Regions from separate parts of the Homo sapiens genome. Here region 2 is linked to region 1. The links are chromatin loops, found by intact Hi-C in ENCODE. Cell type or tissue: natural killer cell. All regions are shown on one strand. Links, peaks and the distances in the headings refer to the core of each region. The heading gives the core; the rest is flanking DNA.

Region 1 (5,393 bases), core at 285-5,284:
CAGGCCCAAAACTGTCTGCTCTACTGATGTCTTTCCAAGATGTTGAGCAAGTGTAACCATGCTAGACCAGCTGTCCATTCCATTTTCAGGTGCAGTTTGGCACAATGACCACAGTGATATACACACTGAGCCTCAGATTCAGTCCAAATCTTATTGTCTGCCCTGCATTGTTAATAATTACAGCTATCATTACAGCTGATTATAACAATAACTCTGAATCTTGCTAATGATGATTATGAAAATACAAAGAATTCTAAACTAAAATAACAACATAATTTCAGGTTTTAATCCTCACAGGCTGGAAATTAAATGTGGGCCCAGAAGTCAGAGGCATAGTCTACATAATGGTCCCCAAAACATTATTTCTTTCTCATGCTGGAAATTAAGTGGCAAACAGATTCAAGATTGCTATTGTGACTGGAATTTGGTGATATGAAAGGTTTTTTTTATTTTATTAGAAGCAATTTTCAGAGGATTCAATTCATTGAAAGGCTACAAAAAGTGCTACAGTTTCTTATTATGGCATGGAAAATAGTAAGTGTACTAAAATCATCGAAGAGTGTCAAGCATAAGGTACACTTTAACAATAGATGTTTCTTTGCATACATTTAAAAAGTGTTCTATACTTTTATGTGGTCTTCTTTAAAATAAACAAATAAATTTAATATAGTAAATAACATTGAGGTCTGAAAAATAATTCCAGTTATTTTTCACTTCCCAACATATGATAATATACAAATAACAAATTAAACAATGTCAGATGGCATTGAAAAGGTCAAGATAGATACATTTAAACAATGTTAAATTGCTTTTAAGAGCATATTACACTCCTTAGTTTCACCTATTTTCCCTCTTTGTTTCCCTTCTTTTCTTTTAACAGAGGTGTTAGACTAAATGAAAAAAATAAAATCTGAGAAAAGAGGGATACATTAGCTAAATAAAGAGCATGGATAAAGGACAAAATATAGAAATAACTTGTGTACCTAAAAATAATTTTGCAATATAATTTTTTTCCTCCTCAAAAAATCTATTTTCCAAAGTGTCTCCTTATGCTACCTTACTGTCATTTCTCTCCGTCTCTATTTGTAAGTTGCATATAGGTCTCTCTTTCCTTTAAATTTTTAACATTCACCCCCACACAGACAAGAGTCAGTCAAGAAACAGGCGAAAATGTAGATTTCAGTCTCCCCCTTGCCAAGAGTTTCTGATTTAGTAAGCTTGGGATTAGGCACAGAAATATGCATTTCTTAATGAGCACATCTGGAGACCTATGAGGCAGGTGGTCCAGGAACTCCAACTTTAAGAAACACAGTGCCCTAAAATCAAAACAAAGACATTTATGATCTTCAACAGGCCACCAGTCAATAGAGACAAACTTCAGTAAAGAGTAGAGAATAAACCAATTCGCAACTCAAAATATGTCACATACGACATATTTTGATTATGCTTTCCGATTAAATGCTTCATTGAAACTGTTACATAACAAAACAAAACAAAACAAAGCACACCAACACTCTGTTAATGGAGGGGATACAGGGTTTACAGCATCAGGGTTAAAAAGTGATAGACATGATTATGTAATGAGGTGGGTGGGCTTGGGGATATCAATTTTTTAAAAATATTTTTCAAAGTCTGAGAACTATAAATTCTAAAAGATTTTTCACCAATTATTCATCAAGTCCTATGCTATGGAATTATTTCAGCAAGTAATAATAATCATGTAATTTCATCATGTAATAAATACATCTGAGAAGAGCAATTTAATGCCAAAACCACTATTCTTCAGTCCATTTAAGGCCTTCCTCTTAAAAACAAGAAACGGCTTTCTCCTATGAAGATAAGCATGGTTCAAAGGGTTCACATTTAGCCTCAATTTAAAACTCACAACGGCAAAATGTAGTACCCAAGGAAGGAAAGGAAATTTACATCTCTAAGAGCTAGTGTTTAACGTCTTCTTGAAATTATTTGACTGATGCACACTCATATTATTCTATAAAGACTCTTTAATGAGGCATTTCCCAAGAAATTTTGATGATAATCTGTGGTGGACTGATTGGTAGTATTTACGTACTTCTGAGGGACCACAAAGTTACATTTGTGTGAATGAGTTACTTCCTATTAAATGACTCTTCTTTCACATGTTTAATAATACTTAGACTTCGCTTTTTTCCTTCTGCTCTCCCAGAGAAGTTTCTGTCTCTCCCGTCATTTGTTGTTGTGGTGGTGAAGTTATTTTTCTTGACAAGTTCCACCCACTCACGTTTAACCTGAAGGTCTTTTCCACTGTAGACACGCTGTGAACGCGCAAAGAGGAAGCTTGTTATCGCAAGATCAGCAACTCAAATTTCAGCGTGATCAGAAGTGACATCACTATGTGGTTTCATTAATGATATTAGAAGAGAACAAACTATTTTCAGTCATTTTCTTAGTGTTGAAAAACTATATGCATCTTCTTCACTTCATTGTGTATCTGTTCCCCTCCCTGAAGTGCATCAGGGGTTTCTTCTCAGGATCACTTTTTCTTCTTTATTCCCAGTCTACCATGAAAATGTTTATCTCCTCGTGTTTTGCCCATGTAGAACAGAGCAAAAACAAAACAAAACAAAGCACATTAACACTACTGACCTGATAACTTTCTTTTCCCAGAATAAGATCTGAAAAGAATTCAAGAAAACCACAGATACTAGAACTGCTGAAGTCTACTTCCTGTGAATCTGTGTGGTTTGCTCATCAAGTCATGCCCCTTTTTCTATTCTTATTCTTTATTCTGTAGTCACAGTATTTCTGCAGTTACCTGTGGACTTCACTGAGCACAAAGCCATGATTATTACCCATGGGAACCTTGGCCCGGTTCTAGTCCTACGGCAACAAAGACCTGTACATTGGTCTGCCTTTTCACCCAGGCTTCTGTTTGGGCTAACTGTGTAATAGAATTGGTTGGTTTGAAACAGATATGCCCAGGAAAAATAATTTGCCTTTGCTTCTTTGGTGAACTCTCTCTGCATTACTTTTCCATGATGGAATTGTGTGCACATATGTGTGTTTTGGTGAGCTGGGGACAACGGGGTGAAAGCTGATATGTGGAGAAAATAGAGATTCTATACACTGAGAGTAGAGGGATTTGGAATGCCGAGAAAGGAGTCTGAATACTAGGCTGTCTTCTCTCTGCTGGGATTGTTTAGGATGTCATGATAGATCAAATGCAGCAAGAAATTAATGTTATCAAATCCTACAACCATAGACAAGTCATTTAAGCCTCTCTAAGCTTCAGTTTCCTTAAGTCTAAAATAGAGTTTTTTTTAAACCTCATCACTATTGGCTTTCTGGGATGGATTATTTCTTGCTGTAGGGGACTATCCTATGGTCTGTAGAATATTTAGTAGCATCCTTGGCCTCTACTCACTAGAAGCCAGTAGCACCTACCACCGGTTGTGATAGTTTCCATTGTTCTGTAAGGAAGAAGCTGAGGGCACCGTCACCCTCAACTGAGAACCACTGATTTAAAATTAAGCAGTTAAAATTTGTGATAGAATTTATGACAGATAAAGTTTCTGTTCTAAAATTCCATAGACATAACATTCTGTGACTAGATTTACAGGCAATTTGTTGATACAAGAGACCTCTTTTTTTCAACTCTTAACTCATGCCAGTAAGGAAAAGGAGATAGAAAGTGAAATTTTTCTCACTTGCTATTAAAAACATTATTAAAAAGTTAACAGCAAAAGAAGTTTCATCATTAGGATGATGAAATTGAGATTTCATCAATTAAGATTTAGCCCCAAATATTTGTTGACAGCCTATCTCGTGAAATAATGGCAGTAGGTAGAATTTGTTGAACACTTACTATGCTAAATGCTTTGAGTGACGTATCTCACTTAATGGATGAAGGTTAAAAGTGGCATAATTATTAGCTTCAACTTACAGAGAAGGAAAACTAAGGTTTAAGGACAATGGACATTTACAATTTAGGATTACGCTGCTAGTAAATGGAAAAATAAAAACTCAGAGTCAGATATATCTTCCACAAAATAGTGTTTTGATAAGTACTTTACACTGCTTTTTAGGATGTTGTGCCAGATATTGTTTTCAGCTTTTAATATCAACAGATTTATTCCTTGTCTCATGGTGCCTATGAGGTAAGTACAATTATAATCCTCGTTTTTTAATATGTGGGCAGAAAGGGCTTATGGACAGAAAGAAATTAGTCTACTTCCCCTAGGTCACATACTAGTAGGTGGCAAAACTGAGATTTCAACTCAATCCATGATCTCAGCCACTACTCTCTGTTGCTTTTCAACATAAAAATCTTCGGTATCAGTCCTTGGCACCCTCTGAGTCAATGCAAATGAGTATTCTTTTGGGGTTGCTCAATATGTGGTGAGAATTTTTAAATGGCAAAGGGTGTCATCGGTCTTTTTTCTGTAAAGGAGTTGATGCTATGGAATAAGAATAACACTGAAATTATAGCTGTTATAGTAAAAGAGATTCTGTCTGTATTTCTACATTAAAAAAAAAAAAAGATTTGACCTGCATTTCTCCCACTCAGTCAAAGGTGTTCTGTGGAACACCCTCACTGGCAGTGCTATCTAAGGTCTGGCCATAGCCATCCAGGTACTTCCTCATCATAACTTACCACTCACTCTGTCCTAGGCACTGTGCCACTTGTGGGAATGCAGCCACAACTAATCTTGATTCCTGAAAAGCTCAAACATTAGTAGTAAGAGAAACGCACAATAAGACATTTATAAAGGGCTGGAAGAATCACAAATAAGAGAGCAAATAACTCTAACTTTGAGAAAGCCTGGCCAGGACAAATTTCTAAAGGAAGGAGACACTTGTGAGATTGTAACAGATCATCAACTATCCCAGTTGAAGAAACAAGTATGAGGTGTGAAAAGAGGTTGCAATGTCAGAAAGACATTGTTCAGTTATGGCTGGAGAAAATGTACTGCAGAGGGTGAAAGGTAGCTAGAAAAATAGATTACAGTAAGAAAGAGAAAAGTTTTGGGCTTTATTCTAAGAAGACTGGGCCTTTTTCTAGGCAACACAGGTTTACCAGAGAGTTTTAAGCAAGAGAGTAGCAGAACCAGACTAGTATTTTAGAAAGAAAGACTGCTCCTTGCTCACCTATGTGGAAGGTAAATGAAGTTGACATGTACAAAAACATGACTTTATCATTGGGTAGCCCCATTTTTTTCATGGAGTTTATAGTTGGTCAGATAAACATGATGGCCTAAGATAGAGCAAAGTACCAGTTTGGCCCCAATTTTTCTGCCACTGTTCTACCTTAGGGCTAATTAAACTGCCCTTCAGGAATCTTCCTGGGACAAATTTCCTTAAGCAATAGGGTCTAGAAAATGCAGTTACAGCTTAACCTTCTTGTTCCTCAAAAG
Region 2 (5,393 bases), core at 332-5,331, 390 kb after region 1:
TCTTTATTAATGTTAATGGTGGGGGCCTCTCATAATGTTATAGAATAATCTGCTTTAGCGAAGGTTTTTCTTCTAAAGAACTTCATAACATTTAAAGGTTAATATGTTAGGTAAAGAACAATATCTTAAGACAAGTGTTTTTATTACAGGACATGATGGGATGGTTTATATTAAATTATATGATGATTTGAATGGGAAAGAAGAAAAAGTGCATCGCTTCTTGCCCTCAACTTTAATGCCTTTAATCAAATAATGACCTTCTGGAAAATAGTTAATTTTAAGCATTTGGAAAGATCAATACCACTTTGCCACCAAAAAATGGTCTAGATGATGAAATTTGATGTATTTAAAGTATCAGTTCACCCTTTTAACCTAGTAAATAATTTAAAATGCTTTCAGTATTGCTTTGCCACTGTTTCTCACTGCACAGTGTTATGATTCTTCATGAAAAAAGGTCACAAGTGGGTGTGTGAAGCATTTAGACCTCACACCTAGAAATGGGGTTGTATCTTCCTTAGGTCTTGGGTGTTTCTGCATTAGCCACCCCCTCAAAAGTATATATATTTAAATAGTACCTTTGAGGCACAGTGTGCATAAAACATATGAAAATAGAACCCTTCTGTAACTATACTGTTGTAATATTGTTTTAGTTGTTTTTTCAGACAGAAAAAGGGGTGGTTTAAAACATTATTAATCACTTGGCATCTTTGTGATATCTTTAAACCTTTATGCTAAAGGTGAAGGATTTGGTAGCTCTGACAATTAGAACTCATTTTCCCCCAGCTTGTAGAACACACTGATATGAAATTACCCTTGAGTGCCGACAGCTTTATTTAAAAAAAAAAAAAAAAAAAAAATTGCCCTCTATTAGCATGTTTGTGGGCAGATTAAAAACTGTCTTCATTAGCATAAGTAACACTTACAGATTCTTTTAAAAGTAGAAAATTATTTGCTGAATGATAAATTGCTAGCTTTATAGTTAGTTGTTGTTGAAAATGTACTCATTCAAATGCCTGGTGTAGTTTAGTCTACAATACTGAATTTTTTGTTAGAAGTACTATTTAATGGATTATGTACTTAATCCTTGTTCCTACTACTTGCTGAAATGTAATTCATGCTTTCCACTAAAATGTTTGTATCAAATACTTTCCTATTTAGATTGATTTCTTTTAATATCATATATTATTATACTGTATGCCCCAGAGATTGGAACAAACTATTCCTGCAAATAACACATAAAAGATGAGGGTGAGGGGGAATAAATACAGACTGTAAAATGTTTTGCTTTTTAGAACTCAAATTACCATTCTGTTTTTTCAGATGTATTTTTCCTTCTTAGTTGCAGTAAGAATTGTCATTTTCTTTCTCTTTTTATAGCTCTTAGTTTTAAAATGTATATGTACATAATGATAATATATACATATATGTATATTGCATTAAATGACTTTTTTTCTCAGAGAATACCAAAGTCTGTTTCCTCCTGGAAAAGTAGTTATGTTACATACTCCCAGCTTTGTCACAGAACAGGCCTTGTTAGGGGTTCTCATTCTATGCATGTGAGGCTTTATAAAGTACAATAAATTCATTTATGAAAGGAGGTTACTTTCTTGACTCAATTAAAATCATTGTGCACCCCTTCCTTATCTGTTAAAATGTTAGAAGCGAATTGACTTGAATTAAATGTTGTAAAAAGAGTGGAGTGGAAATCAGAGATTGAGTTTGGTTGGAAATTAGCAGCTGAGAGATGAAGGTGCCAGGATTTTTATTTAAATGTGGTACAACAAGATTTTGTCAGTAAAGCACATCATTAGAATATTGAGTTTAGAACTGCTAATTTTTCCTTTAAAATGAGCATACAGTCATGTGTTTCATGGACCATAATAAATTGCCATTGTGTTATCATTGAGTTTGTTTTGCTTTTTTGCAGTACTGATTTGGCAGTTATTCTGCATTTTCTCTTTTCCTTTTTTTTTTTTTTTCAATCTTACATTTCTTTAATAGATCCCTAACCAAAACCAGTCAAAAGAATGTTATTTATTTCGTACAGTCTTAGGTTTAGCATCTTTTGCACCATTTTCTTGCTTACGGTAGCAAGACATTTGCACATGGTTCTTGGTTACTATAAAGTACATAACAGTATTTCCTTTGTGGCAGATGGATTTAAGACTTTTAGTTCTCAATAAATGTAGGTTTACAATACATAACTTTGCAGGATTTGTGTTGTATATAACAGGTTTGAACATATTATCTCAGAATTCATCTGCATGGCATTTTCAGCTTATTCAGCGTCCATGCCAGTTTTTTTTAAGTAATAGGGGGAGCACTGTGATTGATTGCAACAGCTCAAGGCGTGATTTTGAATAGAAACAAAGGGTTTAGAACAGAAGGTGTCAAATTAAACTTTGTCAGTTTGAAAAGTAGTAACATCCTGAAAGTTTTACTAATTTATTTACATGTGGCTACTGTTTATATTTTGCCCTCTTTATATGCAGTGTAATGTTGCTTGGCAAATTTACTACATTTAAAGTTTAGGTTGTTCCTTGTACCATTTTAGTTTTCTGAGAATGGATCGGTCTCATTATTTTAAGGCTGTTAGTCCCCTGTCTTTTCTACTGTTCAAAACAGTTGTGAGCTCATTTAATTTAGAGAACAGTTCCCTGTTCTTCCTATGGTCTTATGTATATCAAGTCCCAGAGACCTCTCTTAAAAACGTAATTATGTTTTGTTTTGTTTTGTTGGTGTTTTTTTTGTCTTTTTGCAACAAAGCACTGCATTTCATTCCTCATCTCTGCTCCCCCACATAAGTCTATGCAGTTAACACTTAAAAACTAGTACAGTACTTTGGGGAATCATTATTTTTGTTAGATATTAAAAATATTGTGACATATTCATTTTCTTCCCAAGTTTATTTGTTCTAACAATATCACTTGTGGAAAACTGACCTAGAAAAAGGTACTGAAGCATTAGAAAGCATTTGGCTTCTTTAGTCATTTTCTGCAAAACATAAATCAGATTACTGTCATTATTAATAGAGTAACAATCAATAGAATTTGAGGTAGTCAAAATATTCCAAGGTATTTAAATAGCATTAGAATAAATTATCTTATTTTTGCCAGTGTAAACTGGGAATGAGCCAATTTATTTCTACACTGACAGAGAGCTAATGTGTCAAAATGTCTGTTTTCCATTATTTTTTTAAGAGCAATGCGCATCAAGAGAAGCATCCCCTCCCCCTTTTAAATTTTTTTGGAATACCCTTTAGAGCAAACAGTTCCCAGCTGCACCGTTAAATATTTTTCTAAGAAGCATCTGATTTCAGTCTCTTAAAATCATCGCATTTCTTGAAAGGCTAGCGGAGACATGCTTCGACTTATAATTCATCAAATTATTTTTAGATAAGGAATTAGAAGTATTATTTAAGGGCAGAGGTTAATAGCAAACTACTGGAAATGTTATGTTAGTCATGGGCAATTAATAAAAATAAGGATCTGTCTCGTAAGTCTAGAGACACAGAAGTGACAATATGAGCAAAATATTTGTTGAATGAGTCGGGGCTCTTTTTCTGAAATATTTGTTAAACCAGCATGAGTGTGATTGTTTAGGAATTAGCTATCATTATTAGCCATTTTAAAAGAACTAATGATTTTCTTTTCCAAAGAACATCTGTGATCCACATGTTTTTTTCACATATATCCAAGTGCTAACTGATCTCTGCATTACTTTAAAAAGTTCCTAAAGGATGTGAAAAATCACTGGAGTTTTTCAGCTCTCTCCAAGAAGCTTTTCTTACATGAATCATTCTTAATTTAACTTTTAGCAATTTTTAGTTACAAGCATTTATTTCTAAAAAAAAATTCTTGGATGCTCAATGTTTAGCATTTATTGCAATAGTAGAATGCTAGCTGAGTTTAAAAAAAATCTTCTGTGTTCTTTATGAACCTCTAACTTCTTTTGAAAGGTATATAAAACTGTGTGATTTGCTGTGTTCGGGTAGAGGGGTTCTGTCAATTATGATAGCTAAAGGAGGCAGACAAGGGGGAGAGGGAAAGTAATCTCACCCACAGTTAATATTCAAGCCTACCAGAAGATAATCTATCTAAAACATACATAGCAACAAAATTTAAAGGTAAAGTATAAAGAATAGCTTAGTTGTAGGAAAATGTATATTTTCATGGCTTAATTCAGATGGCAAATATTTACCAGTAAAAGCTAAGTAAACATCTGCAGGGCACCATATGCAAGTGGGTCTCAGATACTTCAGATGTTCACATAACAGTTTTATAGTTAATATATTCACATAAATAGAGCTGAAATATGTCATATTATAGTATTCTGGAAATAAACATAGAATTGCCATGGTTAGAAGAGAAGCAAATTCAGTGACATTGCCATCACAATGATTTTTATGTTTTATTTAGCTAACAGTCTTTCAGGTAAATCTTCAGTTTACTGCCTGCTGTCTTAACCTTGAATTATGCATTCAGTGGCATCAAATGAGTGCATGGTTACAAGACCATGACATGCATATATTTGCTTAATTAAAAGACATGTTGAATAGGAATACTAGTAGATGTCATGAGATACAGCAGTCGTCACGATGAGCTGCTTAGCAGATAGGCCTTAGGAAGCCAATATGTCAGTTTTCTACCTTTTCTTTTAAAATATTTCAAGGAGGCCATTTTTGGGAGAACAGGCCATGCTTCTTTCCACTATACATATTGCAGTTGAAGAATTTTCTCTCTAATCGTTTCAGTTTGAGAAGGGAAGGAAAGTCATGCCATCCTCTGGCCTCACTCCTGGTAACATAAGAAACAAAACCCTCCTTGGCTAGATCTAAAAATTACATAATTAAAAAAAAAACTATACTTCCATTTTCATCCAACTAATTTATTTAAAATTTCCGAGAAATGTCTTTGTCTTAGATCAAGTTCCCTAAATGCAGAGCCTAGGATGGGGAGTCAGGTGATCATGATTTGGTAAGGGCCCTGGGAAGAAAGGAGGAGGATAGGGAAGCGAAAGAGGTCCCATAAGGATATGGTCTCAGGCAAAATCTAGCCCCAGATTGATGGAGGGAGCAAGAAGAATGGGGATGACTGTCTCTAGAGAGTAAATTGAAGGGTAGAGTAAGTTGTCCATTTTCAGAAACAGGGGCAGAGACTTTGTGCCACTGGGTCAGCCAGTCACTGGCCACCCGGGGTGAGGAGGTCAATGAAGAAGTGTAGAGTTGGTTTCAAGACATTTTTTGAGAGCAGAGTGCAGGTGAGAGGTATTAGCAGGCAGCAGAACAGCTGAGGGGTAGCTGCCTTGGCTGGTGGGGGTCTGGATCAGACACCCTTACTCTTCCCCTTCACTCCATTGTTTAGTGTCCATCATGGCAGCCAAGGTGAAGACTC

The links. Hi-C counts contacts between places; a loop is a spot of excess contacts. Peaks named below come from ENCODE experiments on the same cell type or tissue, not always from the same donor. Only the 100,000 strongest peaks of a DNase experiment are listed, where the experiment ranks them.
Region 2: a loop joins it to region 1, with 2.1 times the contacts of the local background. A loop is called at or near these places in 1 of 110 quality-filtered maps.

What each region holds. Positions count from the first base shown.
Region 1 is chr3:18,738,167-18,743,559 of GRCh38, reverse strand. No RefSeq gene overlaps it. Among named protein-coding and RNA genes, the nearest start is that of SATB1-AS1, 300 kb to the right of the region's middle. In natural killer cell, for the core only: no CTCF peak of the experiment used is centred there; DNase peaks (open chromatin) are centred at 1,414, 2,299, 2,699 and 4,319; H3K4me3 peaks cover 946 bases; H3K27ac peaks cover 4,787 bases.
Region 2 is chr3:18,353,006-18,358,398 of GRCh38, reverse strand. All of the region lies in intron 9 of SATB1 (SATB homeobox 1), which reads left to right. Among named protein-coding and RNA genes, the nearest start is that of SATB1, 70 kb to the left of the region's middle. In natural killer cell, for the core only: no CTCF peak of the experiment used is centred there; no DNase peak of the experiment used is centred there.